2 separate regions of the Homo sapiens genome follow, and region 2 is linked to region 1. The links are chromatin loops, found by intact Hi-C in ENCODE. Cell type or tissue: A673. All regions are shown on one strand.

Region 1 (2,500 bases):
CAATTTTAAGTCTTGGACTCTGCAACTTAACTTCACACATTATGGGATGCAGGGTAAACATAAGGAGTCAGAAACCAGACTGCCAAGATTTTTGCTAATTGTGGGACTTTGGACGGATTTTGTAATTTTTCTGTGTCCTACCTTCCGCATTTGAAAAGTGGGGTCAATTATAGTACCTAATCATTGAGATGGTTATGAATGAACACATATAAAAGTCTTACAATAGTGCCTGATATGCAGTTGATGTTTGACAGAGGTTAGCTGTTAATAATTTATGCTAAGGTCCCCAAGAATTCCCTTGGCAGAGTATAGGTTTTGAAACTGGGATGAATCTCAGCTCAGTCCTTCATTAGCTTTGTCGTGATAGACAACACCCTTTGAGCTCTCTGAGTCTCAGTGTTCTCAAGTGTTTCGAGGATAATAATACCTATGTCATACAACTGTTTGAGGATTAAATAAGCAAGGGGCAAAATGCTTGGCATACGTAGTCAGGTGGTTATCTGAATAGCATGTAGCAACTGAAGTGAATAAATAGCATATATGCTAGATTGTCAAACTGGCAAAAGAATAAAAAACAGACTAAAAGTAAGTTAACATTTCATTCTAAAAACTCCTAGATTTCTCACTTGCCATCTCAAAAAAAATAAAAAATAAAAATAAAAAATAAAAAACCAAGGAAAACAAAAAAAAAGGGGAAAAAATCCAGGCTGTTGGTAAAAGTATCCTATGTTTCAATGTGAATGTGAGACTAGGAAATCGCTGGTAACTCTGGTCAGCTTTCAGCAAACATATTGACTTAGATAAAGTGAACAGTTGTCACTGCAGAATCTCCAGAAATACTGCAGGTTTTCAGAGGGTGGATGGCAGTTATGTCTGTGAGGGGCAGAGAAATGGATTTTAGAGCGATAAATGCAGCCGGTGTGCAGTGACTAATACTGAGGACGACTGCAGTACAGAGCCCCATGGAGGTTCCACACACAGGGCAGTCTGGAAGCTTCTAAGTCTCCTGCTGGCACACACAATGGCAGACCACTGGCTGCTGAGGAGACCGAAAAAGAACCCAGTGTCTTTGAGTCATCCAGACTCCTTGAGAGAGAAAAACTTGAATCTCAAGTCATAAAAGTCCTTCCAGTGCTGTCTGCCAATGGCTGTGAGGAGACAGTGAAAGGCCAGGAGGAAGAGAAAAAGCTGTTTGCTGAAGGACGGAAGGAATCTAAGTGCAAAACTCAGAGCTAGTATAGAATGGACATGGAAAATGAGCAAGGGTTATCATTATAAATATATATATACACACACACATACAATGAGAAAAAATGAAAACTTTTTTGGGGGTGAAAAATTGTGATGTGTTGAAACTCAACTCAAAAAATATAAGGTGGAAAAGGAAAAATATTTACTGAGCATTTTTATACATCAATAACTTAGCCATTAATATTTTTAAATATTAAAAAGGGCACAGAGTATGGTATTGATTTGAAATATAGAAAATGTCATGCTAAAAACTGTATCTGGTTTTGACCTGACAAAATAAGATGAGTCAATCTGATTTTACCACATACTAAAGGCTAGATTTCAGCACAATAAAATTTTGTCTTATTAAAATGTGGATTGGGACACTAAATATTTGTACGATGCTATAAGTATTGATGGTCCCATTATTAAGATATGAAGAATGCATTCTTTACTAGAATCTACTATTCTGATTAAAGAGTTCCAAAGAAAGAAAAGGGAATTGCAAGCTTGAATATATTCTTTAATGACTGCCTATATTTGATTATGGAGTCAGCAATGGTAACTTAATAAATTATAATGTGTTTTTGGAACTTAGCTTATAATAGCTACTTTTATTCCATTTTTTATTCTTTTTTTTCCCCCTCAAGAAAAATCACATTCAATACAATAGCTACTATTAAAACAAAACATATAAATACCAAATAATCTATCCAATTAATCCACTTCCAATGGGTTTAGATTATCAGCAGCAATAATTATGTTCCATTTATATCTGGTTATTAATACTAATGATGCTAAATCTGCCATTTAAATAATTATTTTCTTTTACCAGTATCATCAGTGACAAAAATTTTTTGCTTGTAATTAATACATTTGTCATTTTTTTAAGACTGCTAATCAATTTTGAACAGACTTCCCTTAACCTAGTATATCATCCACAGGATGATCATAAAGATAAATAAAATAATAGATGGGTACTAAAATTTGCTACTCATTTGAATTTTCATACATGACATTGATGTGGCCCAAGAAAAAAAGAAATAACTTATTTATCTTCCTTAGGCTCAAACTCCCTTTCATTTTTACTTCCTTTAGGTCTAAGTTATTTTTACGTAAGAAGCCTTAATCAATAATCCACTTTAAAAATAATTTTCTTAGTATTCCTAAAAAGTAGAGGTGATGGTCTTTTTGATGCATCAACTCGTCTAGGCTACAGTCACCAGTTACTCTGCCAAACATTAATCCAGGTGTCTCCGTGAAGATATTT
Region 2 (2,500 bases), 83 kb before region 1:
TTTATCCCCACAATAGTCTCAGCCCCACTGTCTGTCAGAATCCAGGAATGTGGGTGGTAAGTTGAAAAACTTGAATTACTAGAATTTCGTATTCGACTGGAACATAGACAGGTATCTTCAAAGAGACAAAAGGGCAGTTAATGAGAAAGAAAGATGTTTAAAAAATTAATTCTCATCGAGTTTCAGCTTTCAAGTCACACAGGAAAAGAAGAACTTAATCAAAAAGGCCTTAAATATATTTTCATCTGGGCTAATGCATTTCCTTTTATTTCAGTCTTTGCACCATTGTAGAAAGCCAACCAAATCACAAACAACCACTCCATCTCTCATCCTCTCATTTATCACTGTCCTAATACCTATGCTCTTGGCTGCTTCTCCTTTGGGCAATGACTGTGTCTTTATGGAGGAAAACTATCTTTGCCATAATGACATGATGGTTACGATGTTTAATAATCTTAAGTTCAAAATGATTTTAAATGCTAAAAACATTTTATGTTTGTAAATAGCTTACCTTCTGAAATCTCAAGCTACAGAGGGAAGACTGATTAAAACATGAGGCAACTTTTATTTTAATTATTTTACTATTTTGGTTATTTCCTTCTCATTTGCTGGGATGCATATTAGTTATAATGCTTCCTTAGTTTTAATCTATAGTATTAAAAGTCCTAGGTATTTTCAGTGCCCTACATCTAAGTATTTTGTGTAATTGTGTTGTAGTTGTTTATGAATATAATTAATAGATGCAAATATTAAGGTCAAAAGACTAGAAGCATAGAAAGATTCTTTAGTCTTTCTCTTCTGGACAAAGGTACAGTATTTTTGGCAGGGATGTATGAAGCCTCTTTGAATACTAAAGCTGTGTGTCTAATACCGCCATAAGCATTCAAAGTCACAGATAGGTATAATACACAATCATGGGCAAGCAATGTATTTTTGTGTCCCCAAATGGAGAGATTAGCTCAGTCTTTCACTAAACAAAAGTCTGTTCTATTTTTAATCCTCAACTCATTTTTTTTCTTTCAAAAGTACTCTTCTATTTAAATTTGTTACGATTCCCCATTGCACAAAATCCTATTATCATAAATCCTTTCCTAGTGCAGGCAGTCACCCCTTGAACACAGTAGATAATGCATGCTCTTATGCATCACATAACCCCATGAAGTTTCCTACAGCGAGGCAAGCGCCTCAAAGGGCAGTGGTGTGGATTCTTCAGAAGGAGCCCGGGGAGCTCTTGAGCCCCATTGCCAGGGCAGACTCAAACAGCAGTAGCAGCAGCAGTCCTCATGCGGCTGCTACTGGGAAGTGAGGTACATGACAGTCAAGAGGTAAAATGAGCATAAAGTCACCAAGACTTTGTTATTTTAGCTTACTGGATACAGAGAAAATCTTGGTAAGTGCTTATTCACCTCAATTTTACAATCCAGCTGGTGTGCTGGGTTTTCAGATTGTATAGTTCGTATTAACTCAATTTTATCATCAGTTGTTTCTCCTGATGTTAAACAGATCTGATGGCTACTCTAGCCACCACTGTAGGTGTTTATTTAAAGAACACATTTTCCTCAGTTGGTTCTCCATTTTACAGCTTTACTGGAGCATTCTCATGTCAACAAAGCCCCCTGGGCTTTGAGAAGTGATGAATCCTAAAAGATATTTTCCCCACAGAATCCACAAGGTAAATGTAAGAAGCAATCAATCTTCTAAGCAGCAATCAGGCAACCACTTAACGAACATACTACACAAACAAAATAATTAATCTAAGCACTGTCCCGAATAGTAATTAATCTAATCGGTTTTCAGTGATGTGTTTGTTCACTGTTCACTATTTTGTTTCATAGTTGTCATAGTTAAAGGTGTCAGAGACAGTACAAATGTGTTAACCAGTTTAAAAGAATACTAATTTCGAGAGGAAAGTGTGACACAAATGTTTATGCAATGTGGGATGTTGGTTCTTTTGTTTGCAGAGAGGAACAACACAGATCAATGTCAGGGTAAAACAAAAAGGACAAATGGTTTAAAATAAAAGAGGAAACAGGAGCAACACTGCTAAATATCAGCGAAGCCATTAAAGACCTGAGACAATTATAAGGCAATCTAAACCAATAATTGCCTTCTGGGGAAGAGCAGGTAAACTTAATTATACATGCCCCAACAAATGAAAATGAAATGAAATGAGAAATAGAGCCAAAAGAGTACCCTTCTCTAACACCTGTGACACACAAATTGGTTACAAGAGTTGGCTGATTTTCTGGGGAAAATGGGTGACATGGAAGCTAATTCTGAGAATTTAGAATAAAAGGATAAAGATATATTCCTTATTAGCTGTTTCTTTACTTGGATTCCAAATTCAATAATTTCAAATGTTATCAGCTAACTCTTATCATTGAACTTCACCTTATGTCATGAAGACCAAACCTTTATTGGAGTGTGGCTGCCCTCAAGAGTAAAAAGTCACCAGACTGCATTTATAACAAACATGTGGCTCAGGAATGTAATGTACAGT

The links. Peaks named below come from ENCODE experiments on the same cell type or tissue, not always from the same donor. Only the 100,000 strongest peaks of a DNase experiment are listed, where the experiment ranks them.
Region 2: it touches region 1 in a loop (4-fold over the local background); 1 of 110 quality-filtered maps calls a loop at or near these places.

Annotation. Positions count from the first base shown.
Region 1 is chr1:107,170,088-107,172,587 of GRCh38, reverse strand. The region is part of intron 2 of NTNG1 (netrin G1); the gene reads right to left. Among named protein-coding and RNA genes, the nearest start is that of NTNG1, 30 kb to the right of the region's middle. In A673, no CTCF peak of the experiment used is centred here; a DNase peak (open chromatin) is centred at 1,027; H3K4me3 peaks cover 585 bases; H3K27ac peaks cover 1,477 bases.
Region 2 is chr1:107,253,224-107,255,723 of GRCh38, reverse strand. All of the region lies in intron 2 of NTNG1 (netrin G1), which reads right to left. Among named protein-coding and RNA genes, the nearest start is that of NTNG1, 110 kb to the right of the region's middle. In A673, a CTCF peak has its summit at 1,267; a DNase peak (open chromatin) is centred at 1,183; H3K4me3 peaks cover 1,536 bases; H3K27ac peaks cover 2,500 bases.